Regions from separate parts of the Homo sapiens genome. Here region 1 is linked to region 2. A link is a loop called in an ENCODE intact Hi-C map of the cell type or tissue named here. Cell type or tissue: IMR-90. All regions are shown on one strand. Each heading gives the region's core, and the rest is flanking DNA. Links, peaks and the distances in the headings are about the cores only.

Region 1 (15,069 bases), core at 4,202-12,201, 60 kb before region 2:
TGATGTGAAGAAGCCTTTGACTGTGGCCAGATTGCAGAGGCCACTCTGTCTAAACCAGCCCTTTTTTGGACTTTCTTTTTCAGGCGGACTATTTACACACTTCAAGCAAGCCCCACAAGAGCCCCCAGCAAATAATACATTCATCCAAGCAGCCATCTCTGGTGGAAAAAAATCGTTATTAATTGGGGTTACAGCACTCATTTTAACCGCAGCAGGAGCTGAGCCAACTTGATTTAGTGGTGTGCAGTCTTTTTCTGAACTCCAGTGGATACTTCACAAATAACAATAAAAATTTTAATGGTAGGACAGACATGGAGTGGGCTACACAGCTTCACTCATTAAACAAACTCCATCCACCATGCTCAAGGATTCAAGCTGTTTTATGTGGCCAGCCACTTTGCCTAAGCCTGCTGCAGATGAGAGACTAAATTTTCATGGTGTCAAGTTGCAGTAAGAAACAGGTTTCATTAGCCCTCTTAACAGATGCAGAAACCGAAGGCCAGAGTGAGAAAGTGATTTAGGATCAATCAGAGGAGGTGCCAGGAGTCCATCCTCAGCCCCACCTCTCGCCCCAGCCTCATTCAGTTCTGATTTCCGAAACATTTTCGCTTCATGGAAACTAGGAAGACTCCATTCTCTGGAGAACTGCAGGGCAGCTGTTTCTGATTATTTTTCCAAGAGAGACACATAACCAAAAGGGTATTTTGGTTATAAAGCAATTTATTTCTCTAACCATTAGAAGATATGTATGTTCATTCCCATGGGCCCGGGGCTGGGTTTGGTTGCCCTGCAATGACAACGTCTAGCAGGACTCCACTGAATCCAGGAGGCCAGTAATGGAAACTCAAAGACTGTGGCAGTGCCACTTAGATAAGCACCTGCGGCCTCCCTGACCTACCTCAACCTCCCTGGCTTGGAAACCTCTGCTGGAAATTTCATAGAAGCTACTTCTCCCCTTGCAGGGGAGAATTTTCATTACAAAGGAGGATTTCAACACGCTTCAGCCATGTCCTTTAGGATCACTGTACTAGAAAGCTGGGTATAGCTCTGACCAGCCATTGACCGCCTGCCCTCATGATGGTCACGATCCCAGGAGACATGTCAGTAGACCACACTGTCCAGCAGCAACTCAGCTTCCCTTTGCCCTTCACCCCCATGACCTTATGCTGACTGTCAACGTGATCTATTTTCTCCCCTGCTCTTCAGAAGCCCTCAGCAACGATTCTCCACTCCCCAGATACTGATGACAGAAACTAAATGATCAAGAAGTATTCATATGAGCAGACACACATCCCTCTCAAACTCAGGCTCTTCCAAAGTGACATGACTGTTCTGCAGACGGGCTGAGCCAACGCAGAACACACTGTCCCTCCTTCTGCGTCATGCTGGAAGTTGCTCTAAGTGCAGGATGTGGTAGAAGTCACCAGGGTGGATGGGATGGTCTGTGTTCCAGCAAACCCACAAGGACAGAAGAGCCAGCCTGGGCTGGTTAGGGAGAGGACAGCTTCAAGGCTGAAGACTAAAAAGTAGAGCTATTATTCTGGGTGGCTTGTCGTCATCTCCACTGAGAGCAGAACAAACCCCTAAAGCATGTGGAATTTCCATTACAGACAAAAAAGAATTATTGGACAGTGAGGGTCATTAGACAATGGAATGAGTGCCCAAGGCTACAGCACTGGCATCACCACAATGATCAAGTCAGGAGGGCCGGCTGGGGTTGGGAGGTCACTGGATTAGAGATGGATGACCAGGGCTCCATTGGCTCAGTGGGTATTTAACGCATGGCCTTGGAGGAGGTGCCAGTCTCTCTCCACTTCAGCTACAGCGTAGGCCATCACCCAGTTTGTCCCCCTGAGTAGTTGCTATGAAGATCAAATGAGATCATGGATGTAAAAGTGTTCAGTGAACCATAAATTGCTACCCAGATATCAGCTGTCATCAACCACACCCACAATCCTGACTAAAGGTCTCGGGATGGAGAGAGGGTCTTGGCCTGTGCCCTTCAGGATTCGGTGCTGTGCGTGCAACCTGGGAGTTTCTGCCCTGTTAATAAGCTGAGTGCTCCCAACTCCAGGTGCTGGGAGGTGAACGGCCCAGGGTTGGAAATGTCTCTTCCTGGAGTGCTCAGTGCTGATGCTGGCCAGGTGGAGCACAGAAGACAAATGAACTCCGCAGATACTGACTGGGTGGGCTCTGTGAGGCACTGTCCATGCCTCAGGGAGATGGACTGATGCATCCTTGTCCTTGAGGAATCTAAAGAGAAGGCAAGGCAGGCCGGGTGCAGTGGCTCACGCCTGTAATCCCAGCACTCTGGGAGGCCGAGGCAGGTGGATCACGAGGTCAGGAGATCGAGACCATCCTGGCTAACACGGTGAAACCCCGTCTCCACTGAAAATACAAAAAATTAGCCAGGCGTGGTGGCGGGCGCCTGTAGTCTCAGCTACTCGAGAGACTGAGGCAGGAGAATGGTGTGAACCCGGGAGGCGGAGCTTGAGGCAGGAGAATCGCGTGAACCTGGGAGGCGGCGCTTGCAATGAGCCAGGATCGCGCCACTGCACTCCAGCCTGGGCAACAGAGTGAGACTCCATCTCAAAAAAAAAAAAAAAAGAGAGAAGGCAAGGCAGATGTCACTGATTCGGAGCCACCGGCCGAGTGAGCCCTAGACTAGATTTTAGGCCTGGCCTCACCTTGGACAGGTCACGTGAGTCCCCTGAATCCCAGGTGCAATAAACAGGGAACAATCATCACCTCTGTGTGCCCACTTCACAGAGCTAATGTGAGGGTTGGGGGTGACGAACTGCAGAGGAGTACCAGCAGGAATAACAGCAAACATTTACCTGGCATCTGCTCTGTGCCACACACTGTTTAAACCTTTTACAATCAGAGGGCAACAAACTTTTTCTGTAAAGGGTCAGGTAGTAAATATTTTAGGATTTTATTTTAGGATTTGTAGGACAGACAGTCTCTGTCACAATTACTCATCTCTGCTGCTGCTGCAGAGAAACAGTCACAGACAAGACATAAATGGATACGTGTGGCTATGTTCTGATACCATTTTATTTACAAAAGCAGATGGCAGGCCGGATGTGGCCTGTTCGCCAGTTCACCAACTCCTGCTTTGCATACTTCCCCTCACCATGACCCAGTGAAGTATACGTCACTTCATACTCACTTTACAGATGAGAAAAGTGAGGCCCAGTCACATGAATTAACTTGCTCAATGTCAGAGAGCTGTTAAGTGGCAGGCTTGGGATTTGAAGAAAGGCAGTCTGGCCCCAGAGTCCTTACCTCCTTACCTCTCTACTGACAGCCTATTCAGAACGCTAGAAATGAAACGTGACAACCACTACATCAAACTGAGGTGCCAGTCAAGCATGGCCATAATAATAGCCAACATTTCCTGAGGGCCTATTTTACGCCAGGCACGGTGCCAGGTGCTTCCCAGATGCAACCTTCATAGCAGCTCTGTGAGAACAGGACTATCGTGATGCTCATTGTACAGAGGGAGAAACAGAGGCTGAGGGTTACCATAACTTGCTCAAGGTCCCAGAGTCAGCAAGTATTAGAGCCATAATAGAACCTAAGTCCGTCACCGCCAAGGTTGGCATTGCCCCTCCACACCGTGAGGCCCTCTTGCCAGGAGGCAACATCCGCTCCTGTCTTTCGGTTACTTCTTTCCAGAGTAAAGGTAGACACTGTTCTCTTCGAGAGTTTATACCACTGCGGCTTTGAACACGGGAGCGTGATGCACTGCCTTGGGGATGATCACCCCCAGGAAGACAGGAAGGCTCACTTCTCTGCCCCAGTTGCAGCCATCGCCTCTCCAGCACCGACTCCTGTCTGTCCTGCACACCACTCAACACAGAGCATCTGCCAGTTTCTACAGCACTGCAGGCAGAACACTCACTTGCAGGCTGCTAACTAAAAATACTGGAAAATGGAGCCCAGTGAGGCGGCCTCGGTTCCTTCACAATGGAAAGGGATGATCCCGTGGGTCCTTGGCCCGGTGCAGAGAAATGTTCCCTGGAAGGACAGCACGGAGATTCCCAGCATCCAACTCTGGTTCCTGGACTCATCTCCTCCTCCCCTTAACTGGTCAGGAGCTGAGCATGAAAGAGACACTGCTCACTGGTTATATTTATAGAGCAGAGTCCAGCAGCCAGGAAGTGGACATTATGGGAATGTACAGTGTAAACACAGCATAGGAGAGGAGATTCTTAATTACTTTGCAATGGACATTTGAGCCAAACCTTCCTAGGTTAGCTAAGTTGTGTGTGGTGTTACTGTTTCTCCAATGAACACACACACACATATATACATAGAACTTAATTTTAAGTTAAAAAAAGTTTGAGTGGAAAAAGATGCCCACGATTCAGCTCAATTTTAGAAATAACTAATTATATTTGAGAATGGGAGAGAAGAGTTCTTTCTGGCTTACAAAGGTTCTCAGCCACCTGTCCCCCCTCTGCAGTGGCCACAGCACCTTTTCTCCTTTCCATGTACTGTTTCTTGCTTTGTTCCTAAAATTCAAGTTGTCTTCCCCTCCCTTGGAGAATAAAGAGAAAGGAGCAGGTGAGAACGAGACTAAGTGGAGGTGACAGAGAATGAAAAGAGGAAGCACAAAGAGGCTCGGCAAGAATCCAGAATTTTAGAAGGAAAAAGAACAAGTGATTAAAGACCTAGAAGGTTTCAGCAAAAGTTTCCTTTTGTCCCTTTGCAAAATCTTGCCATCGTCCATAGGGAACTGAGGAGGGACCAGGAAGTCTAGATTTCGCCGTGGCTGCCCACCAGGAAGGTCAGGAAGCCTGAAACTCAGCCATGGGGACAAAGTGCCCACCAGGCGGATGAAGTCTGCAGTCACATTGCCGTGTTAAACTGGGACACTCCATCACAAAATGGCATGGTCGATTTCTCCCAGCCTAGAAAGCTGTGAGGAATTTCCCCACGAAGGTTATATCTCATTTTGTCACATGCAAATTTAGCTAATTAAAACCCACCCGGAAAAGGAGTTCAAGGACAAGAGAGCATCAGACTTATAGGAAAAACAGACCCTGCGGCATTGACAGGGCAGAGAGGGTGCAGGAAATCAAAGAGTGACCTCACAGGAAAAGGCGAGGGTGCTCCCAACTTCCATGCAATGCACTGTGACCATATAGAGAGAGCAAGGTTATAACAGGCCATCCCCGCTGCCCAAAGAAAATGTCCTGCCTATTTTTAAGACAAGAATAAAGGATAATCAGGGTGAAAACTGGAAAAAAATTCCAGAATGAATTGAAGGAAGCTACAGATTTGCAGGAGTCAAAGGGAAGAAGGAAGGAAGCTGATTTAGCCTTTCTTACTTTATAGTCTTAGCTTAAGTTTTTCAAAATTTTAATTCTACCTATCGGGGAGTTATTGCAGGCATGTGTAGGCATGTGTGTGCATGGGGGAAGAACGGCCTGGAAGGGGATGGAGAAGTGGGGAGACAGGGATGCAGCCGCTATGCATGAAGCGTCAGCCCAGGGAACTGGCCTCCTTGAAGACAGGAGATTACAGTTCTTGGATGGGTCATGACATCACCCCTCACCCCCAACCTTGGCCAATGTGCCAGCAGGTTTCTCCATGCCCAGGCAGCGGTGTGGACCAGGAGAAAAGCTTCCTTGCTGGGACCTATAAAAGAACAGGTTAGGACAGAGCGTAGCAGTTAAGAGCACACACACACCATGCTGGCTGGGTTCTCACCACAGCCCCCACACTCGCGACTCACGGGACCTGACGACCTACCCTCGGTGTGCCTCAGTTTTCTCATCTATACAAAGGGGACAACAACGGTATGAATTGCACAGAGTCGTCATGGGTCCAGCAGTTACAGGAGTGCCTATTACACAGGAAGCACTGTGTAAGTGTTAGCTGCTATTACTCAGAAACACGTTTCAGGCAGGGAGGCATGGCTCAGTGGGATAAGGAAAGCCTGAGATTCAGGATCCTGTTCACTCCGGGAGCCACCATCTAAAAGGCCTTACTACAGCCTCCTATTCAGCAGATTACTTTCCTGCTCAGAATTCAGCCTCGGCCCCCGATCTACAGAATTGGGTCCACTCTCATCTGCTGGGCAGCAAGGTCTCCAGCATCTGCATCCCCTGCCCAGCTCTGCCGAGCCTGCCCCACTGCAGTTGTCCTGCCACAGCACTGACTGTGGGCACTGTTCACCTTAACTGTCCCCACGCCATGCCCTGTGCTGTTTGCTGCCGGCACCATCTTCTCTTGCTCTGTTTGCTTGCCCTTCCTCCTGCCACCCTAACGGCAGGTGCTTTGTGGTGACTCTGAACAGGGGGCCTGGTTCTATGTCCATCCCACCATGGGTGTACCACGCACAAAGTTAGGGTACTGAGGTTTCACTCCAACTAAGCAACAACATGCAGGTAGTGCTCACTGTGTGCAGGGCCTTCTAGAGCTCCACGGTCCCTTATTGGAAACCCTTGGGGCCAAATGCATTTCAGAATTCAGAATGTGTCAGGTAAAGTCATTTGCATATCTACTGTATGTAATAGCACAGCAGGGTGAAGGGCCCCAGAAGCCAACGTATTTCTGCAGTAAATCATATGAATATTCACTCTAAGCAGGTTAAATAAGACTGCAACTACCCTTGTGTCAGTTTAGGACAACTCTGCCCCAGATGAATTCAGGAAAGGCCAGATTTTGCTGTCAAAGGGATAATAAATGAACTTTCACTTTTCAGAGACTTGGGGATTTCAGAATTACAGAGAAATGGCTATGGATCTGTACTAGGTGTTCTGGGGTCATAAAGATAAATATTTTTACACAAAGGAAATAGTATAACTGCTGCCTTTGGGAGGAACAAGGAAAGGAGCCCAAGCATGGGCACATTCTAGACCACCCGCTCTGAGCCTCAGTTGCCTGGTCTGTGAAATGGGATGACACTCTCCCGGCAAGGAGAGGTTTATTATAAAGCACCTGAAACACACTGCTCAGAGATCTCATGTGTGTTTGCTTCTCCCCTTTACTGTTCAGTCAATGAAAATTTAAACCCGGGTGGCTAAGCAAGCATGCATGTGCTGAAGGGTTCTCAATGGAGAATGGAGCTGAGAATGGCTCAGCTAAGAAGCTTCCTGGAGGGAGGACTCAGCAAATCCTTATGCTTCCATTTTGCTGTCTTCAACTAGGAGGAACAGAATGCCATTAATTGAACCACCTTCTTAAAGTATGCAAATCCCAAAGAATAATACAATTCCCTTTGCTCTCACGATCAGCGCGGCCCCTCCACATGGCCATGCTGTTTCTGTCTTGCCTGCTCCTCTTTTGCACTTTCCTAGACACTTTCTTTTTGAAAGACATCAAGCACACAAGTACGTTCAGGCAATCAGTTCAGCAGCAGAATTGCATTTACAGCCCCAGAGAAAAACCCTGTGGGAATGTCAGGGTGAGCAGACAAGAAGGCCTTGGCTTCGATGGGTCTGGGTTTACAGTTTACTCTGTTTGTTTTTTGTTGATAAAAGTAAAGTCTTCCCCTGCCCAGTATCCATTGTGAAGCATTCCCTTTTACATAAATGAACCTAATCCCCCTGTTTATTAACATTAAACTTGATATTTACAGCCCAAGTGCTTTATCAGCATTAACCAATAATCCTCAGTGAATTCTTGCAGGGGGAGTCCACGTGAGGCACTGAACTGCTCAACAAGAGCCTTGGCACAGCCCAAAGCAGGTGATGGCTCTGCTCTAGGAAGGAGGAGGTGCTTATAGGACTGACCTGTGGCTTCACCCCTCATGCCCTACACGGCAGACTTCTGCATTCCCTTCTCTCTAAACACAGAGGGAAGTGTGTGCAGCCTGAAAGGTAGTGGGCACAACATGGTTAACAGGGGAATCCTGAACTACTGCTGGGACCTGGGGGGCAGTTTCCGGAGGAGATGACTGTATTTAGTGTTTTGCATAGGTAATGATGGAAGGATGAGGTCTGTGTTCACCTGGCACCTTCCCTTAGGACCTTCCCTGCCTAGTGATAAATACAGGCTCAGGCCCTGAGTGCTTCTGTTCAAAAGCGGAGCTGCAGCCATGAGTCAACACCGCATTCCTGGGCTAGTGGTAATGAGCACAGCAGGCAGCTGACGTCCCACAACGCATGCTAGGGGAGCCGAAGGCCCCTTCACAATGAAATTAATGAAGGCTGTAGCTGAAAGACTCTTGGAGCAAGTGGCTAACTACAGACTCAGGAGGGCAAAGGCCCTGAAACAGATAGATGAATCTGAGCCAAGAGCAGCAGGGGATGGCCCCACAGAGTGGGCAGGATGCTTAAGGGAGCTCTCCAGAGATGCTTCTCTCTGGTAACAGTTCACCCAGGTCCTCAGTGGAGAGAAACTGGAATTCCACATCATAACTCAGTTCTATATCCATAGTTGTACATAGTTGGCCTGAAGTTTAATTGAAAACAGCACCATTTCCCTTATGTGCACCTAGTCATTCTCCAGTTGTCTTTATTATCTTAATAAAACCTCAAGTTAAAAGGCTCCTACCAGTACTGTTATAAAGGAATATTTGTATTGACTGAACCTCATCTGACAATTGCAGCGAGGAATTCAGTGCCCAGCATTGGCAAAACCAGATAAACAGTGCCCTTGTGAGTACTGCTCTAACAAAGCAATTTATAACTGGACTACACATTGCACTTGAGCACCTGGCCTGTTCCAGGGACAGACTCATGAGGTAGCTACTATTATCCCATTATATAGGTAAAGAAACTAAGGCTCAACAGAGTTAAGTTGCCCCACAGCCAGGGATTAGTCAAACCCAGATCTGACTCCAAAATGCCATTTCCACTATGTCATTTCATACCTTCTCATCATCCCCCCATGTGGTCTTCTTGGATGGTGATCGCACTGATGGCAGCAGTCACACGTGCTATCATGCATGTTTGATCAGTGGCTACCAGCAGACCATGAGCTGAGGGTTTAGGACTATGAGCCACCAGGCCCCTGACTAACCTCAGGCACAGCCCAGCTTTGGTTTCAAGTTATGGTTCTCTCTCAGGTGGCATCTCCACTTTCCTATGATTCAATTCATCAGCAATTACTTACCAAATGATTCTATGGGCCTCTCTGCACTAGACTTCATCCCTGCTTCCAGGTACTCACACACAACCTGGTTAGAGAGGTAAGATCATGACATATCAAATCGTCAGAGCTCAATTACCATGGTGTATGGATGAGTGCCACACTATGAGGAAATGGAGGGCATACACTTATTAGTAATAACCCATATAAGTAAGCTCCTTACTCCTTCTTATGCACCCACATAGCACTTAACAGCTTACAAAGACAGATCTCATTCTATCCAAAAGTTCAAACAAAACACCAAACCACACAGCAGATAAAAGACCCAAATGACACAGCCAGCTCTACCAATTATAAACCCTATGATCGTGGGTAAGTCACTTCACCTCTCAGACCCTCAGTTCTTTCCTCTTAAATTAAGAATAACCACACTTGCCCCTGCTAACCACACAGGGTTCTTTTGAGGATCAAATGAAATCACGCATATGAAAGCACTTTGAAACTACAAGCCACACAGCTGTACCATGGTAGATTATTGGACAAGCCAAATATTATTGCTCTCATTTACAAACAAGGAAACTGAGGCTGGAAGCAGACCCGGGACCAGGGCCCAAGTCTTTAGGTTCTTTGGCCAGAGGTCTGTCCTCTCCATGACGATGCTTCACTAACTAGGAGCAGGTAGGAAGTAAAGAATCCGGTTGGGCCTCAATAATCTAGGAAGACTCCCTGAAGTAGAGGCCAACAGGCCACTGACATAGTTGATTAAGAATAAATTTTTTTGAGTCATCATTTAAGAAACAGTAGGTTTCATACAAAATCCAAATTTTTGCCTTGAAAAGTCAGAAGAGCTCATAACAGCGGGCACAGACTTCCTCAGTGATGACCGTCTGCTGTGGCCGCCACCTTTAGGAAACACCTGTCATTTCAGTTCATCACAGTTACCCTGGTCCCCCATTGTTCCTCCAGCACGGAGGCCAAGTGTCAGTAGCTAGTTTTCATTATCCTTGCATTGCTGTCTCTGTGTAGCAATGGAAGTGAGTATGTTTCTGCGGGAAAGTGAAGACTCCTCCTGCACCTGTGTACCTTTCTTGCTTATTTCAGCAAGATTTAAGTTTGCATTGTCTGACCTGAAGGACAAAGAGACTCCCAGGAGATAGGGTGGCAGGAATGTAGCAAGAGCAAAGTATGGCTGGGAAAACTGAGCGTGGAGGTGGGAGGCCAGGTCGGAGGATGCGGCCTGACTGGGAGGAGGGGCTATGCAGAGGGCACAAGGACAATGGAGGACTGGGAAGACTTTACAGCTAAGAAATGAGGCTGCAAGATGGAGCAGGGAGCTTGAATGATGATGGCGATGGCAGGGACAAGGGCACCATGCATGGTAGTGCCAGCCCAGGGAGCAGGAGAAATGGAAATTCTGATGGGCAAGAACCAGGAGAAACGCCTTGCGAACTCATTCATTCAAAAATTTACTGCGGACCCACTGCGTGCCAGGCACACTGAGTTCTCTGGGAATACAGCAGGGGATCAAACATAACAAAAAATCTCCACTTTATGGCAGATGCAGCCACATTGGGAGGGATCTTTCCACAAAATTCCCCCATGAATGATTAAGGATAGCTGCTTCTGAGCCACGGAGGACAATAGGCAGAGCTGACTGTGACAGGGAGAGGGGATAGTCAAGGCGTGAGGTTAAAAATGCCCCACCTGCCAGTGCTCAGCTGGTGAAGGCACAAAGCAGCTGGAACTACCTGCCCCATCTGTCTTCGGAAGACCCAGAGGAACTTGAGCATGAGAATACACATAGCTGGTCCTGCCACTCCCCCACCTGCTTGGCCAGGCTGCACACGTTTTGCAATTGATCCCATCCCACACGCGTGCTCTCCTCTGCTTGCCACACTCTGGGACAAGGGGGGAGGCATAAAAAACATGGCATGATAAAAAGATCTGGAATTGGGATGACTTGAACTCCAGCTCTTTCACGTGACCTTGGGCAAATTACAGGATCCTTGGCTTCTGGTTTCTCATCTTTAAAAATGGGGACAATATGATTTGCCTCAGAGAATTTCTCTAAGGCTGCCATGACATCATCTATGTGACAATACACAGCCAGGCCAGCGCGGGGACATAGCGGGGCTGCAGTCAATGCTGGTCTTCTCCATGCGTGGGAGGATGGAGGCTTCTTGAACCACTCGCAAGTCAGAAATAAAGCTGCCAGGAGCCTCGCAAGGAAATGCTTGCCCTCTTCCCACCCCCCTCACCTCGTACTGGTTATGTAAACCTTGGCTCACTCTGGCATTATTTGAGAAACATGTGAAATCCCCTCTGTGGTAACTCCATTTGGGTTAATACTTCCATCCCCAGTAAATTCCTGTTAAGATGCAAGCATAATCCCTGGCGAGATCCCACCCTGGCAGAAGCACCCACTGAGACGGTGTAGAGAGGGGACTCTCACCCTGGAAATTCAGGCCCTGAGGGAGTTGGGTGAGCACTGCTGAGGGGAGCTCTGGGCTGCCAGAGGTCAGGGGGTGGGGGAGAGGGCAAGGAAAATGGCCAAAAGAGAGGTGGAAGAGGAGGCCACGCGTGCCCACCTAACCATGTGCTAATGACCAAGCATGGGTGGAGAAGGCACCTTGTCCCTTCAGTCAATACCCATTAGCATCCGCCATGCAGCAAGGTCACCAATATCAGGCACTCTGGGGGATGGTGTGCCCAACGCTGACGCTGGCCTCCCAGATCTTATGAAATGTCTCACCCCTCCAGGAGTCCTTCCAGCCAGCTTGTGGCTCAGGCCGCTGTCACCATAACCCTCAGTGCAGGCCCTGCCCCATGCCTGGAGCCCTATCAGTGGCTTTTGTTGGATTCTACCTGCCTCAGTAAAGGTGCAGATGTGTCTTCACACATCACAGACCCCAACAGAAGATTGCTAAAATGCAATCCAAATCCCTTTTTAACCTCTCTACTTTTTAGGACTGTTCAATATCACTGATTTCAAGGACCATGGTACGTCTTTGTTTTTCTAAATAGGGGGAAATGTCTGCAACCAGCATCCACCTTTAACTCCAGCAAGAAGGGGAGCAAGGGAGGGGAAACTGCATGTCAGCTGAGCAGGAAACAATCGAGGTTTCTCTGCTTCTCTGAAGACTACAGATCAAGCCAAGCAAAGAGCGACCATCCTGAGCTATTTGTGTTTCATGTAATAATGCCCTAATGATCCAATTAGCATTGATTCTTCAGCAGCAACAATATTTTCTGACTGATCCAGCAATTTAGCGATCACTGTTGATTGATACAATTTCTATGAGTAATAAAGCAGTTTGAAAGAAATTTGTTTAAGTCTTCACAAATCACTTTTTAAAAACATTTCAATTTTAACCTTATTTCCATTTTCCATTTTTTCCCAACCAGTGGACCCTTTATGACATTTCCCTTGGGCATCCCACTCCCCTGGCCATCACGTGGGCCAGCCCTCCCTGCCCCTTGTCTGGGCATCCTCAGCCTTCACCGCCCCCCGCAGATGCTCGCTGGCTGCAGCCCGGGGAACAGATGGGCGCAATGGCTGAGCCTTAGGGAATGGTAGCCGGGCACACAGCCTCTGTGGAAATGGCCCAGGAGAGAGCCACTGGAGCAGGCTTCCTGAAAACCTGCCCTGGTAACACCGCTAAAATTGGAAACCAGGCAGGGGTGGGGGACAGCGTGGGAGGCGAGTGGGAGGGAAGAGGGACAGTCACAAACAGGGAAGGGAGCTAGAACAGACTGTCGGGATAGAATCTCCTACCCGGGAAGCGCCGGGCTTCCCAGGAAAAGAGCTGAGACCCAGCAGCTGGGTGGAGAGAGCAGCCCTGGGAATGAACGGCCCTTTTGACGTCAGGGACTGGGCAGAGGGCCGCGAGGTCTGTGCAGCTGACCCTTCCTCCAGCAGTGCCCCAGCTGTGTCTCCCACCAAGAGCCTTACGAGATGAAGCCTGTGTGTGTGGAAGGAAAGCCTCACCGCCTGGGAGAGCTGGTATTGGCCCAGCCCTCACCGTCATTCAGGTGACTGACACGGTACCCGATGACCAGTGGGCCCTGATGGAGGGGACCAAACCGGAGTGCTCTGGAGGCAACTTCTCCCAAACAGTTCTCTGGCTGTTTTGGTACCCACTCTAACGCTGACCTCCTGATTATCTTCACGGCTCCTCCCTTTTGCCCTGCCCACGGACGCTTTCCCAGTCAGGTTATTGTAGTAAAACTAGGAGTAAAAATAGCTGCTAAAATTTCACGAGCTACCATGTGACAGGCATGACGCTAGCTAAATGGTTCATATGTGTTATGTCATGTAATCCTCTTAACCACCTTCTGAAACAAGTGTTATTCCCACTTTACAGGTAAGGAAACTAAGGCTTAGGGTGGTTTAGCCACTCAGTCAAAGACATTTAATAAGCCAAGGAGTGAAGCCAGTCAAAATGAAAATCCCTGGCCTCCAAAACCAGGGTTAGGCATTACAGAACCTCTCTGGATCATGAGTCCCCAAATTTCAGCCTTAACCAGGCAGATTTTCTCCTGACTTTACTTCCTCCTCTCGGCTTCCTGCAAGTTCAGCCCTCATCCTCTGCTTCTCAGAGAAAATACCTAGATGGGGAACACCTTTCCAGGACACTCTCCTTGGACAAAGAACCACATCATCCAGGTTCCCTCTGCTCCCAGAGAATGGCTAGTCCTCTTCTCAGAGGGCACTTGGTAGGTCAGTTCCAAAGCCTATTTCTTTGAGGCCTGTCAGAGCTACCTGACCATTCTCATTCACAAGAAAGTCAGACTGACAGACTCATCCCATTTCTCTGTAAGATTCAACATGATTTTGGTGGAGTTCCTATAGCAGTTCCCCAATTCCCAAACCTTTTACTGTTCACCACTATCTCAAGGAATGTGAGAAACTTCCGAGTCTGCAGCTCAGAAATCACATTGAAGGCAAGGGTGAGGAGACAGTTTTTGGCCACACTTCAGTTCTTTCTATATTAAGTGAAAGCTTATCTTTGTCTATATATGGTCCAGCACCGTTATTTCCGTGGGAAGGTCATGCCAAAGTCACCTAGTTACCTCGTCACTCCATCACAGGAGATACATCCCAGTTTATACACATATCATGCCTACTAACTATATTGGTTACTCAGGGGAACAAAAAATGCTTCTTCTGCATAATAGTTTTCCAGGCTCCTGTGTAGAAGCCTTGCTCCCAAACCTGATTCTGTCTGTTTTGACGACGAAGGCTAGAACAAAGAGTCTCTGCCACCCGTGGGATTGTTTGGCTTTTAAACAAACCTCCTTAAAGAACATACAGATAGGAACAGCAATCAAAACTGCATTTATTAATGTTAGGTCTTCAATACTAAAACCTATCATTGTCGCCTTGATACCACTGGAAATGTTTTGGGTACGTAAATAAAGGTGGAGCTAGGGAGGGCAGAGGGAGCAGCACAGGTCTTCATTTGGACTGACGGCACATTTGTTAATTAATGTTCTATCGAAGGATGCTCTTTCCTGAAGTTTTGCTTAGCAGTAAAAACAGTGCTGTTGGCTAATGCTGGTTTTTTGAAGCTTGGATATAAAAATGAAGAACAAGGCTAGTGAGATTAAAGCCACCATCTGCCCAGTTCTTCCCAGGAAATGTCTTTTTAAGGCAACATCATAGGGAGCAGAAAGGCCCATCCTTCCTTCCAACTGGTTATGTCTCAAAACAGGCCAACCATTGACCACTAGGAATTGAGTGCTTAGGGTCTTCCCAGAGACTCAATACAACACTCTGAAGCATCTCCAAATCTGAAAGCTGCCTGTCAAGACATCACGTGGCCAGGCTACTGCATCTTAGTTCATTACTTCCTTTCTGTCAAACAACAGGAACAGAAATCAGCATTTATATTCCATTGGGTCATTTTGGTTTATTTTCTCTCAGCTCCACAAAACATTAGGTCCTGTCACAGGCCTCAGTGGAGAGATACAGAATGCATCTTCGCTGATGTCATCCAAATGAGATGGACAAAGTGAACC
Region 2 (15,069 bases), core at 3,547-11,546:
CCGGTACGCTGGAGAAGGCCTGGGAAGATGTGCGGAGACAGACACCTGGGACACCTAAGGACCAAGCCCAGAGCCACGCTGCTGGTGAGTGTGGGCCGGCGCTTCAGTCTGTCTCTATCTGAAGACACATCCAGGCCTTTTCCTCTTCCTTGCTTGGGTTGCTGCTCTTCTCATGCCCCTGCTCTCCTGGACCCCACATCCAGCACCCCACACCCCACATCTCCCTGGCAAAATCCCCTCTGACAGAGCCTCTCCTGACGCCCCAGGGTGAACGGGCTGCTCCGTGGAGTGGGGACATGGCTGACGTGCACCACACCTGCTCTTCCTCCTGGGCACGGCACTGGACCACACTTCCCAGTATCCCTGGACAAGGCAGGGCCACAGGCTGAGTCCCAGCCAATGGGACTTGCAGGAAATGACTGGCACCCTTTCTAGGCCTAGACCCTAAAACATGGGTGCGACTTGGGCCCTTATCTGTCAGCCAGACTCAGGGGTTTAAAAGGGGGCGGGTTCCAAGGCCTGAGAGGATGGCACAGCCTGTCGGCAGAAGTATTCTGAGACCCTGAATAACCCTTCTTGCCACCCCACCAATCCAAGCTGGGCTGTGATGTGAACAAGAAACTAACCTTTACTCTGTGAAGCCACCAGCTGCTGGGGGTGACTTGCTACAGCAGACAGGCTACTCAGAGCACTGTGCTCCTCTCTCTACAGCCTCCTCGCCTGCCGGCTGTATTTCCATTTTCCACAAACACACCTGTTTTCCCACTGGATTGACCTCCTTGAGGAAAGGAACTGTATTATACTCATTTCTACGTCCTTTGCACCTAGAATGCACAGCTTATGTCTTCATTGAGTGCGTAATGAATAAATAAGTGAATGGCTGGCAGGGCCTAGTGGAACCCAACACGTCTACGATACCCTGAAAAAATTAAAACAAACAAACAACAAAAAACAGAAAACCAGACCCAATGCTAGATAAACGGCTGATGGAGGGAATGGGGCACTGCGGGGCGGGGATGAGCAAAGCCTTCCCTGCTGTGCAGCCACACCTTGAATGACAAAAACCTTACCTGGGAGAACGCTGGCTGGCAAGGAATTTTTCACTGTGCTCCATCCTACAGTATTTTGAAATCTTTTGTTTAAATCGATTGGCAATGTTTAAACACGCCATTTCACACAGAAGTACAACATTGCTAATTAGGCAATAAGGAGAGAGACAGTGTCATTTCCTGGTAACGCATCATGCACAAAAAGCCCTCCCTCCTTCCAATAAATTTTAAAGGATTTCACATCATCTCATTTTTAGTGCAGAAAGAGGATTCCATTCCATTAACAAAGAGCAGGTTCTGGTTGGCTGTGCTATTCCTTTAACGTTGAACCACAAGGCATGTCCCAAGATGCTTCACTCAGGTGTAAGAAGCACTGGTACCCAGCCTTGAAGGTTTCGGCTCTCACCTGGATCACAGGCAGCCTCTTTTGGGACCTCCTTTGTTCTCTTGCGTCAGTGATCTCAAGGGATCTGCATCTTCTTTTGCTGTAGATAATTGCCTCAAGTACTTTTGTGAGTTTTTTTCTTTCTTCTTTAAATATCACTAGTTGTAAGAGCCCTTAATGAGCACGTTATTTTAATGGGGCTGGCCACAACTTCATGCTGTTTTACTTTAGCTTCTCTTATGGCAGGTAAATCACAATGGCGGAAGATGGCCAAATGTTCCTTGGTTTCCCTGCCCCTACAGGTTTCCACTCCACACGCTGATAGTTTTCCAGCCAGTTAGCAGCCCTCTGCCTGGAAGCTGCCCTTTGGAAGCTGGACCTGGCCCCCTCATCTCGCGCAGCAGCCAGCGCCCAGCTTCAGTCCCCACACAGGCAGCCACGATGGCCCATATGGCAAGTCTCCCTGTTTCCATGGACTGGGCCCTTCTGACACGTCCTGGGGAGCCTGCTCCCGCAGCGTGCAAGGTTTTCTCCAGCCTTCTCTCCTTGTACGCATCCCACTCTTATCCCGAGTCAGTTCTTCCCCATTCCTCTGGTAGCCATTTGGTGCTCAATATTTGCACACACAGCCAGCAAGGGACCTCTGTCCTCGCTGCATCCATCTAGCACAAGGCTCTCTTACTGGGCAAGGGGAGAAATCCTGTATCAGGTTACACCAGATCCACACAATGGTGCTAACCCAGGCACCATCCCAGGAGAACCAGTGTTCTCCACTTCTCCCAACACTTAGAAAAGCTGAGCTGTTTGATGCTTCACGTTGGGAATGTGTCTTTTTTTTTTTTTTTTTTTTTTTTTTGAGACGGAGTCTCGTTCTGTCGCGCAGGCTGGAGTGTAGTGGTGTGATCTCAGCTCACTGCAAGCTCCGCCTCCTGGGTTCACACCATTCTCCTGCCTCAGCCTCCCAAGTAGCTGGGACTACAGGCACCCGCCACCACGGCCGGCTAATTTTTTTGTATTTTTAGTAGAGACGGGGTTTCACCATATTAGCCAGGATGGTCTTGATCTCCTGACCTCGTGATCCGCCTGCCTCGGCCTCCCAAAGGGCTGGGATTACAGGCGTGAGACACCGTGCCTGGCCTTATTCTTCCTTCTTCTAAAGGATTTGGGGCAACTGATTTAGTATCATCTGGGATCGTCAGAAATTTTCCACATTTCTCAGAGAACACTTCTTGTATTTTATAAGGATACCACCAAATAGGAGATTAGAGGACCTGAGACCCAAGTATAATATAGGCCTAAAAACCGAATATCAATTTGCTGAAACAGTGTCTTTCTCTTTTTATTTTTATTTTTTCTCTCTCTCTGGGGATGGGGAGAGACAGAAGAGATTTTATCCATTAGGTGCAATAGGTTCAACTCTTATATCCTATAAGCTTTTTCACTGTCCTGAAAAAAAATGTGAAAATCAGAAACAAAACTAGATTGGGTCCAAAATATAAAACTAGAAAATCAAAATAAATATTTCACACAACATCTACAAAAATTAACATTGTGCCAACTAGTCAAATGCATCTCGATCCATAGTTATCTATCAGAATAAGAGTTTATGTTGCAAGACTAAAATGAATAATTTATTCTTAATAAAACTCAACATTATAAAAAATACAACCATTCTTCCCAATTGTGTTATAGCAAATATATTCTATTTGATGTGCGAGGTAGATGCATTTTCAGATGTTTGATATGCGGAAAGGCAGAGTTGCCAACTATCTGAGGGTCTGGGACTTCAGAGGCCTTAAGAGACCATGGGGAAGATACCACTTACCAGTCCATGTGGCCCCTAGGGTACCTGCTGATAAGAAGTTCCTTTTTGGTGTTTTTAATTCCTAGTGAAAAGCCTCCTAGGCAGGCTGCTTATGCTGCTGGGTGTCTGCTTCTCACAGAAGCAAAGCTAGGGCTTCGGGGAAAGGCAGCTCCCAACCTGTGGCCAATACCACAGCAGGGGCCAAGGTGCCTCTCCTGGCATCCTCCTCGCCCTCAGCTCAGTCCCCGTCCTGGGGGCAGCAGACTCTTCTCTGAGATCAGGATGACCTGTCAGGGGCCTGGAGCCCCCCACCTTCTGCTGCAGGCATGAGGGATGTGGCACCAGGAGGGGTCACCGAGCAAAGTCGGCTTTTGCTCCTTAGTAATCTTTCTCCGGAGGACAGGCAGGGACCCCACAAACCAATCGCCGCCCCTGTGGGGACCACCCTGCTTCCTTGGCTACTCCGGTTCTCACCGCAGTGCCCACATCTTCAGCCCTCTGGCCTGTCGGTCACTGACTCAGAAAGGTGGGTCTCTTCACCCTTGCCTGGAAGAATCAGCTTTTCCCTCTGAGAGGGAGACTTACCTGGAGCTCCCAGGAATGAACAAACTAAGCCCTGCGCAGATGCTCAGCCTTGGGAAGAGGCTGAGGCCTCCAGAGGGAAGTTTCTGTGTGCCCACTCTGTCCCTTGCTGCCTCAGCCTCTCTCCTGCCCACCGCCCCACCTCAGTTCCTCATGCAAATCATTTCCTGGCCGTTGCTGATTTGTATCTTTGGCCCAAGACAGAGAGGCTGCTATGGGGGCTGGCTTTGCACAGAGGTTCCTACCAGGGTAGACTGGTGGATTAGAACTCCGAGCCTCGACTGGGTCCTAGCTCCACCACACAGAGGCTAGGCAGTGCCACCCCAGGCAATCATTTAACCTCTCTGACCTCAGTTTCCCCAACCATAAGACAGAAAATATTCACTCACAGAATGATGGTAAAAATTAAATTAGATACTGCCTGGAAAAGGTTCTGAAAACATGAAAAGGTACACAAATGTAAGATAACGTTTTACCATGAGTCTGTGTGTTTGACTCTGCTGGCAACAAGCTGAGCACCGAGGGATGGGGGCAGCAGGACAGGCAAGGGGGCAGCAGGACAGGAAAGGGGTCGGGTGTGCTCACAGCCAGTTTGTGGGGAAAGGGGACCTCACAGGGAAAAACAGATGGTGCAGCACCAGGAAGGCAAGCAAGAAGTGTCACATATGTTTAAGATAATACACTCTGGGTCAGGCAGACCTGAATGCAGAGCCCCTGCTCTTTTAGTCATGTAACCTACTCTGAGCCTCAGTTTCCTCTTCTGGCAAGTGGGGCTAATGAGAGCTTCCCCATCGGATTGTCGAAAGGATTAAAGGAGGTCGTGTTGATAACTGACTTAGCATAGTACCTGGCATATAGTAATCACTTAAGAAATCCCATTATGATTAAACTGATGTCCATTGTGCTATGGAAACGTGTAAGTGCTGAATTCCAGGCACATGGTATGAACAAGTCAGGGATCAATAAATCCATAAGCAATGTCTCCAGCACATCTCAGTTTGTCTCACAGACCCTGACCCCCAGGGTTTTTAGTCTCTATTTCTCCCTTCATTTCTTTAAAATAAAAAAAAGTGAAGGCAAGTTCTCTTGGGTACAGGCACATTTCACACTGAAAGGAACCCTTACCCCCTCAGCGGCCACCTGCCCATGGCCCGCAGCCGCTTCAGGACACCCCTAGGAGGATGCAGAGGTGGCCACCTTGCCTCACCCACAATGGACCTAGTCACTTGGGCCTAGATCCCAAGACAGCCTGCCTTCCCGGCCACCCATAACATGAGCCGAGAGGACCGACCACACAGCTGGGGACTGTGACTAAATGCCGGGAGGGAACCAGGGAAGGCTCTGTGCTGGCCACATGTCGGGAAGGGAGACCTTTATTGCAACCATCCCACGCTAATTGGTCCTGGGCTGGGCAGTTTTCCCATAAAGATGAGAGGACTGAAAGAAGCTCACCAAAAACCACAGCCCGTAGTGGAGGCAGCTGCTGAGGCGAGTCTGGCCGTAGCCACCTCAGAGTAGGGAACCGAGTGAGGTGCCTGGAAAAGGAGCCAGAGAGCGGCCAGGAAACGATCCGTGCCCTGGCTGAGAAAACCAATCAATCAGGCTACAAGTGTGCATTGGGCGCTCGGCACGGGACAGCCACAGAGAAGCCTGAGAGACTGCAGGAAGTCTAGACTGCTGCCCAGGCGCGGCTGGAGCCCACCGGGCAAAGACACGTGGTGCAGGAGGAAGGGTGAGTGACACTCCCAGGCCGCTTCTGCCCAGGGCCACACAGACAGGGCAGGAGGCAGTGCTGGGACTGCCCTGACAAAGTGCCACAGACAGGGCAGCTTACTCAACAGAAATGAACTTCCTGAAGGCTGGAAGTCCAAGATCAAGGTGCCAGCAGGGTGGATGTCTCATGAGGCCTCCCGCCATGGCTTGCAGTTGCCCCTCTTCTCCCCATGTCTTCACATGCTTTTCCTTCTATGTGTGTCTGTGTCCATGTGTGTCTGTGTCCAAGTTTCTTCTTTTTATAAATCCAATCATATTGGAGTAGGCCCACCCTAATGGTCTCATGCTAACTTAATCACCTCTTTAAAGACCCTGTCTCCAAATGCAGTCACATTCTAGAAGTACAGGAGACAGGGCTTCAACACATGAGTTTTGGGGGGACCCAACTCAGCCCATAGGATTTCAGCCAAGAGACAGGTGGGCTTCCGGGGTTAGGGCAAGGCCCTGAGGGCGTGGTGGGATATGGAGAGTAGACGGGGTGGGGAGCGGTGCAGGAAGTGCTCCAGGCTGGAGGAAGGACTGTCCCCTTCTCTCCTGCAGAACAACTCCTCCCCATTGTCTATCTCGCCTGCCTGCCACACATTCAAATAGAGAAGAATGTGGGCCACAGGTGAGGTGGGAGTGACAAAAGCCAGGGAAATAGGAACCCGAGAGAGACAACTTGGAGATGGCAGTGGGGACATTTGAACTCCTGCTGCTTGGCCACAGCATGGTGAATGAACTACAGCTGCGTTGAGTTGTAAAGCCCAGGAGCAATGAGCCACGCGGAGTAAGATTCCATGGCTGCCAGTAGGGCCTGTCCCCCCAAAAATATTAGCTCCACATGCCTTTCCTTAGGACTTTAACCCCAGTTCAATACTAAATGACTAAATACCCAGAGGTGGGGTCACATTTTAATTCACCATGAGCCCTTTAGATGTCAGTGCTAATGGGCATGTTTGGGGATAGCGGAAGTGGGATATATAAAGAGACTGCACCTCTGAGCAGGGTTGGAAAGCAAGGTTCTCTGCCTGCCTCTCCACGGCGCCTTGTTTGCCTGTCTTCCTCATTAGAACCTAAGTTCCGTGAGCCCAGGACTTAGCCTTGCTTCTCACTCTGCTTCCAGAGCCCATGACATGCCTAGAACATGGTTGACAAGCAAGAAATAGTTGTTGAACAGATAAATGAACAGGCTAATGAATAAACTATGTAGAAAGATACTTAAGCACTCGACAAGTTCATATTCTAGATGTAGCCTCATCAGAGAGGCAAACACATTCTTGGGTTGATGTGGTCTATGATCAGCCCTGCCAGGAACGACGAAGAAACATGTACCCTAACGTATTCACCGAAGACTCCAAACTAACACAAACTTATCTCAAATTATCAGGGAACCAGATCATCTACAGCAACCAGAAGCAGCTGTGAACCTCTGTCCCTGTAGTGGTAAACACAAGGGTATGGTCGGGAAGTCAGAGCTCCTCCTACAGTCCATGGAGCATCCTAGAAGATTTATAAGAATAAAGAAAGCAAGTTACAAAGCCGAGGCCTCGTGGCTTCAGAAGACACATTAAATAACAAGTCCCTTCGGCTGCTAAACACAGAGCCAGCATTCTCTTCCTGCCGGCTTTCAACACGCACACCTGAAAATCCTTCAGAACAACCGCAGCCCCAGCTCTGGTGCCTGCTTGCCTTGCCAAGAAATCAGAAGCTGCAGGCAGTGGGGGATGGGATGGAGAAAAGAGAGGAGATTCCTGCAGAAAAAGACTGGGCCAATTAGGAACAATTGCAAAAGCTTTCAGACCAGGCAGAGGCTGGCCCTCTCCTGCACATACCAGATCACTCTGTCTCCCTCTTCCACGTGGATGGATATAATTCATAACAGATTTTACGTTTACAGGAACCAGGCTGGAACATTTTCCACGCTGACTTTTCAGGCTGGTGACAACTAAGTATCTTAAGAACCTCTAGAGACAGAGCTGATGAGATACCGCTATTTCCTCAGCCACTGCCCTACCTGCTGGAGAGCCCCGTGACTAACCACCTGTTCCTATTTCCTGACCCACCTGGCGGGAAGGCAAGAGACGAGGGCAGAGCAGGGCTGGCCCTGGGGCCTTTCGCCTACCAAGCCCTCATTCTCCAGCCCCACTCTCTGTGCCCGCTAGCACATACCATGAGAGGATGCATCTTCATTTGTGTGGGACCGTGACATTCTGATGAAAGCCGGGGGGGGGTCTGTCCCCAGAAAAAGACGCAGACAACTTTTGTTGGTATATATTGTTAGCACGTCTTCAAACTGAACTATGCATCAGAATCACTGGGGAAACATTTCTGATTCCCGTGCAGCCCCTTCCCACACTTGTGGAAATAGAATCTCTAGAGAAGGCAGCCCAAACTTTGTGTTTAAGAGACCATTCCCGGTGCTTACCAGATCAGCGGGACACAGACCTATGAGCAGGTGTTAGGGAACCTCTGCATAGGGACTCATGCCCCTCAGGCGAAGGAGCTCTGTTCTCCTACAAGGTCAGGAAGGGAAGAAAACTTTCTTTTTTCTTTTTTTTTTTGAGCCAGGAATTATGTTAAGTGGCTTCCCTAAATTAACTCATTTAATTTCATTTTCATAGAAATCACGTCAGGGGGCTGGGCATGGTGGCTCACGCCTATAATCTCAGCACTTTGGGAGGCCGAGATGGGAGGATTGTTTGAGGCCAGGAGTCGGAGACAAGCCTGGTCAACATAGTGAGACCCCATTTCTATTAAAAATACTAAAAATAATAATTTTTTAAAAACAAAATAAAAGATCATCTGGGGGAAGTGATATCCCCATTTAAGAGGTGAAGAACAGAGGCTCAGAAAGGTTAAGGATTACCTGGCATCCGGTGGACTAAGGACCGAAACCAAGACCACCTTCTTCCAAAGTCCTCTCTTCCGAGGACAGCACCATCTAAACCCTGCCTGCAAGATGTCTGCACACGCGCCCCTTCCCTGAGCCGCTGCAGGGTGGGGTGTGCCTTCATCAGGATGGCCGTCATCACAGTGTCATCGTGGACCACTTCCTCTTTCCCCTACCTTGGACTCAGGGATGCTCAGGCGCACATCCCAGTCACCTTGCAGTACACAGTCCCTAGCACACTTCCAGTCCACAGTGAGCACCGGACAAATGTTCTGTGGAGGAATTAGACAAAGGAAAGGAGAGAGTGTAGGGGTAAGCTCACCACCTTCTCCCTATAAAAGCTTCAGAAGAGAAGTCATTTCCCCAAAGTAACTTTACATTTTGTAACATCAATACTATAAGATACCAGCGACCCCCGACAGGGCTCACCAATATGCAAAGAGACTGTGAAATGGCTACAAATGTGAGTGGATTTCGATTTAAGGTGGTTTAGGAGGGGGAAAAAAACCCCATAAGGAGAGATTTGGGAAAGGCATTGGGAGAGGGGCCTCGTAGAAGCAGAAGCAGAAGAAACCATCAGCATACCCACCCCAGGGTGCATGAACCCATCACTGTAACAATGTCATGTTCTCACTCACACAACGGGGAGCCTGTGTTTGGCTTTCACCAGTATTACCTGATTTGCTCACACAATTTTATGGTGGCTGTTCTTGCTTGAATATTACTGAAGAAGATTACATGGGTTCAAGGTTGGTACCGTCATTTTTTTTTTTTTTTTTTTTTTTTGCAGACAGAAACTCACACACAATCTCCCCAGTTCCCTCCCGATGTTAAAATCCCTTCTCCAATACCTCCCACAGCCACCCAACCTCTCCTTGAATGCTTTCAGGGATGGAGAACTCCTGGCCTCTCAACATGTTCCATTTCTGAAGAGCTCCCTATTGAACCCATACCCTCCACCCACTGGTCGGAGTTCTACATTAATGAGTAATCCAGAATCAGTTTACCCCCACTCTGCAGGACCCCCTTAACACACATCTTGCCTGCATCCTCCAGCTGTTCCTCTGGGCCAGAGACAGAGTGTCCTTGCAGTCCATTACTTACCCTCGCTAAGCTCCAGTGTTCTCATCTATAAAAGGGTAATAACAGTAATATCTACCCCATGGGGTTATTGTGAGGATTCAGTAATGAGCTGTAAAAAAACGATATCGTGGATGTGGGTCCCCTGGCCTACAATAACTAGAATATTATTGCTCTTCTTTTTCTTGCCCTGGCCTACACACTACTCACTATTCTGTGGGTGCAGCATGGAATTGTGTCATATTTGTAGCAGTTCTGATGGCAACAAGAATAAAATAAAACACCTGGATTTGTTTTCATGGGCATGACCCTCAAATCTGCGCTCCCCTATTACGCCTTTCAGCAACTGAGTTTTGGAACCTAACATCAGGCTCAAATGTTTTCCTGTTTGTTTCAGCTCGCCGTGTCAGTCTGCTGTGATCATGTTGATCTTAACTCTGTCCCCACACTGAAGGCCTGGGTGCTGCCCCTTCCAGCTGTCTCTCCACTTGTATCTTAGAGATTCTCTAAATAACTTCAAGCATGAGCCCCAAGACTAGAGACTCAGGAACTGCCTCTGTGAAAGGACTGCAATTCAGCTGAACATTTTCTGGATGAGGAAACAGAGGTGCAAAGATGTCAGTTGGCTACAGGAAATAACAGAGGTAGTAATGATCATTGTTACCGCCGTCACGGACTGGGCTCTCCTGTCCACAGGCACTATGCTACATGCTTTACACAGGGGTCTTCCCCAGACTGTAACCCCCCAGAAGAAAACATTTGAGTCTGATATGTAGGTTCCAAAACTCAGTTGCCCAAACACGTAATAGGGGAGTGCAGATTTGAGGGTTATGTTCATGAAACAAATCCAGGTGTTTTATTTTATTCTTGTTGTCATCAGAACTGCTACAAATATAACACAATCCCAAGCTGCACCCGTCCCCAGAGGGCAGGATGCGTGGCTGCAGTATTCAGCACCCCATACTCTGCACTCAGCTCTGTGCCAGACACACACTAGGGACTCAACAAACACTTGCTGAACAACCATTTGACATTTCCAACAACCCTCATTTTGAAAATGATAAAAACTATACTTTAAGAGATTAAACAACTCACTCTAGGTCCCCAGCTGATTCTGGGACACGCTGTGATTAGAACCCAATCTGCCTGGCTCCAAAACCAGCCCCTCACTTTACGGCCTCCCTATCAGCAAAAATGTTCTAGAACGCAGCGCACTGGACAGTCTCTCAGCATTACATCTGGGAACTGAGCCACTGTAGTCACATGCCCCAAACTTATATCTAAACAAGAGAAGTGGGGAAAACCTACCAAGACCTAAAATATCTTTGAGCAGAGAAGATCCTTTAGCCTCTGCTCCCAAAATGACTCACTTTCTGGTTCCATTCTCCCACTGACTCATCCTGCTGGGACATTTCGCTTCCTCCAAAGCAGGAGGGCTCCATGCCAGGCTTGCCAGCACTCAGGCCCTGCTGGGCTTCCTAGCAGAAGCCAGTTCCAGGGAGGAACAAGAACCAGAGCCTCTGTATCCTAATGCTTTCCCCACCACCCCTTTGGCCTTTGCCAGACACCAGGGAAGAAAGAAAGGGTTCTTTCTCTTCATCTACACTTAAGAGTGTGTGGTGTTTCTGTGTGTAGGTATGTGTTTATACTTGCATGCGTGTTTACTCAGAATGAAGGCTTCATCCATCCATCTACCGTGTGCTCAACCTTACAACAGACACTGTTGGGGTTACAGGGAACGAGAAGACGTGCTCTCCATTCTAGCAAGTATGAGCAAAGACCTGAGTGAGGCTGCTCAGGAGGCAGTTGGAGGGCCTGCCTGGCCAAAGGATGAGTGGAGAAGGAAGGGCCTTGAGGACCAAGCTCAGAAAATTTTGATTTTCACCTGTCAGATGAAGAGAAATGATCAAAATTTCATTTGAAGCAGAGAAAGAGCATGGTAGAAGCTGATTCTTGGGAGATCAATCTAGCAACGGTGTGTACAGTGGTTTGGAGGCAGGAAGGCAAGAGCTCTTCCTGAGAGCAGGCTAGCATCCAATGAGCGTGGAGCAAGCATATATCCATTGAACAGCCAAATACTCATTTGTGGTCATTATTAGGAAACTTTGTTCTTTTTCGAGCTACTCTTTGCCAGTCTCCATTTTCCAACTTCACTCATGTCTGTTCCTTCCTCTGGACATCCTTCTTTCTAAATCTCTTCCAACTTTGAGACTCAGGTCTGGAGCCAATATTCTAGCAGCATTCCACTAATTGCAATAATATTTTCTAACGCAATAGGGGTCTGGGTCAATGTTCAGTATTCAGAGCCCGGAGTTTCTGTGGTGCGTATTAATCACGCATCGAGTGGGGCAAGGGGCTAGATGACTTCAAAAGTCCTTCCAACCTTAGAGTCTATGGGTCTAGGGTGCTAACTCCACTAACAGGTTGGTATGTTTTCCTTTCATTAGACAACTTACTTGTTCAGGAACATGGCTAAGACCAACCTATCATCAGCAGGTCCAGGGAACACTTCCTAAGTCTGTGGCAATGCATACCTCCTCCCCGACTTACTTCTGTGCTGAACTCCCAGCTCCACCTGGCAGGATGCCTGCCACAGCCATGAGTGCCTGGAATCACAGAACACTGAGAGTTTTATAAAAGACTGGATTCCAAGTCATCAAACATTCATTTTAATGCCTGTTTATCCATTAAATAACTATTAGGTTGTTCTAAGTACAGAAAAGACCGCCATCACATCTATCTCCTCTTTTAAATTATTTATTTATTTATTTATTTTGAGACAGAGTCTTGCTCTGTCAACCAGGCTGCAGTGCAGTGGTGCAATCACGGCTCACTGCAACCTTTACCTTCTGGGTTCAAGCGATTCTCCTGCCTTAGCCTCCTGGGTAACTGGGACTGCAAGCGCCTGTCACCTCAACTAGCTAATTTTTGTATTTTTAGTACAGACAGGGTTTTGTCATGTTGGCCAGGCTGGTCTTGAACTCCTGACCTCGGGTGATCTGCCCGCCTCGGCCTCCCAAAGTGCTGAGATTAAAAGCAAGAGCCACTGTGCCCAGCCTATCTTCTCCTTTTCTTCTCAGGGTCTGTGAATTTGTACGGGGGAAGAAATCACAATCACGGGTCCTGTTAATAATCTGGTACTCAAGCGGTTCCAAAGGCTCCCGAGTGGGAACCCGGTCATGAAGGAAGTCGGAGAGTCTGTCCTGGGGCCAGGAAAGGAAGGCATTTTCCAGGAGCAGAGAGGTGTTCACAGCCTTCTGTGACACCCCCACAAGGGGCCCAGACTCCAGGTCTTAGCGACCAGCTCTCCAGACACAGGAGCATTGATACCACAAGACAACTGCTTAGACTCCTGCTCAGATCCTGTAGCAAGCCTTCTGCAGATCCCTGGATTGTCGGAAAAACATAATCCTACATGCAGCATCAACTCTGAGTTAGGTTCATCCCATGCAAAAAGCAAAGTCCATGCTTCCTACAGTTAGTGCATGGCCCCTTGAAGAAACTCAGCAAGTGCTAGCTCCCTTCCCTTCTCGATAGCCAGCCGCTGGCTCCTCCAAAATCCTCCTGGCATGACAACTCTATTTCCTCTCCTGTTAAACTGATGGATATTGGTGGCTACCAAGGACGGATACCCATTTGAAATAATCTGCTACTTCCCCAGCAAGCAACTTTCCTTTTAATAAGAGGCAAAGAGTCCATTCCTAAGTCCTGATATCCCTTCCTTGGAGAATCTGCTTCCTTCACTGTGTCCTTCCTTTTCTCTGCAGATCTGCAGTTTGAGAAGAAACTTGCAATTTGGAGATGCCTGCCCTTCTCCTAGCTCCTCACCTCCCTTGGTGTGTCTCATCTTCATGCTAGGCTTGTGGGAATCTCAGAGGGTTACATAGAAACACTGGAAATCAGCCACGGGCAGTGGCTCATGCCTGTAATTCCAGCACTTTGGGAGGCAGAGGCGGATGGATCACCCGAGGTCAGGAGTTCAAGACCTGCCTGGCCAACATGGCAAAATCCCATCTCTACTAAAAATGCAAAAATTAGGCTGGTGTGGTGGCAGAAGCCTATAATCCCAGCTACTTGGGAGGCAGAGGCAGGAGAATCACTTGAACCCAGGAGGCGCAGGTTGCAGTGAGCCAAGATCGTGCCACTGCACTCCAGCCTGGGCAACAGAGCGAGAAGAAAGAAAAAGAAAGAAAGAAAGAAAGAGAGAGAGAAGGAAGGAAGGAAGGAAGGAAGGAAGGAAGGAAGGAAGGGAGGGAGGGAGGGAGGGAGGGAGGGAAGGAAAGGGAAGGAAGGAAAGGGAAGGGAGAGGAGAGGAAGGAAGAAAGAGAGAGGGAGGGAGGGAAAGACAAGAAAAGAAAGAGAAAGAAAGAAAGGGAGAGAAACACTGGAAATCAGGCAGGGAATAATGAGAAGGGATGCTTTCAAGCTGTCTTTGAGGCAAGATCTGCTTGAACTGGATTCTGTGTATTTTTTATTTATTTAGGAAGTTGCTGTTTAAGTTGAGGTGGAGTGTCTCTCTGGCTACTTTCACTGCATATACAAACCCAGAGGAGAAGACGAACAACGGGAGCAGCTACCTGACAGGGATAGAGGCGGCTTGTATCGTCCCCTCTCCTGGTTGCTAAGCACCCAGAAATTCACGAGCAGCCTTTGATAGGAGAGAGTTACAGGCAAGGAGAGATGCTCATCCACAGAAGGGCTCTCTGGGTGTTGGGAAGGCAGCCTGGGTAAAAAGTGCTCTCCAAGCTGGCTGGGAAAATCTGGATGGAAAGGAAAAGGTGCCCTGTTGCTCTGCACCTTATGCCATCAGACACCTATTGATTAAGCCGACCTGGCCATGGGTGGAGGGGTCACCCTCCGTAGACTGATGGCCGATCCCACCACAAATGCTGAGTTCTGGAATCATGAGAAGTTCCCCCTGAATGTGCCTTGCTAGCCAATGCCAATTCTTCAGTGATGGTAAAGACGGTCCAAAAGACTCACCACCAACCATGAAAGAAGATGGGTCAAGTGATAGCATTGTCCTCGTGTATCCCACTTTCAGTATAAAATGGAATTCCAGTTCTCTGGGGTGATGGACATGTAGCCATTGTTTAGAGACTCGGGGAGGAAGGTTTCTGCTCCGGGATTTTATGTCCTGAAGCGCTCGAGAATGCTATGCCTAGGAATTTTAAAGGACGGGATTGAGTTGGAAGCATTTCCTGTAATGCCACATGCACAGAGAACCCCTAGGAACAGGTGAAGCACTTGCTGCCCCCCAGCTCCAACCCCCCCAATAGGCCCTAGCTGACATGGAAGGAAGCTTGACCAGGGCTGAAGGCTCTCTGCTTTCAAGCCTAAACTCAGTTCTACCCTTACTTGACTTCTCCATCTTCTCCCCAAGCGGCCAGCAGGACCCTTTAAAAACGTGAGTCAGACTATACCTCTGCTTACAGTCCTCCAGGGCTGCCCATCTCATCCAGGGGAAAACCAAGGCCCTGAAAATGGTTTCTAAGACTCTGCCTGGTCTGCCCCTGCAACCACC

Evidence for each region. Peaks named below come from ENCODE experiments on the same cell type or tissue, not always from the same donor. Only the 100,000 strongest peaks of a DNase experiment are listed, where the experiment ranks them.
Region 1: a loop joins it to region 2, with 4 times the contacts of the local background. A loop is called at or near these places in 4 of 110 quality-filtered maps.

Annotation. Positions count from the first base shown.
Region 1 is chr12:2,237,311-2,252,379 of GRCh38, reverse strand. All of the region lies in intron 3 of CACNA1C (calcium voltage-gated channel subunit alpha1 C), which reads right to left. Among named protein-coding and RNA genes, the nearest start is that of CACNA1C-AS4, 21 kb to the right of the region's middle. In IMR-90, for the core only: no CTCF peak of the experiment used is centred there; a DNase peak (open chromatin) is centred at 8,109; H3K27ac peaks cover 2,901 bases.
Region 2 is chr12:2,176,314-2,191,382 of GRCh38, reverse strand. All of the region lies in intron 3 of CACNA1C (calcium voltage-gated channel subunit alpha1 C), which reads right to left. Among named protein-coding and RNA genes, the nearest start is that of CACNA1C-AS4, 40 kb to the left of the region's middle. RefSeq lists enhancers at 1-160, 1,773-2,368, 3,651-4,151, 7,173-7,672. In IMR-90, for the core only: a CTCF peak has its summit at 7,067; DNase peaks (open chromatin) are centred at 7,032 and 10,902; H3K27ac peaks cover 2,335 bases.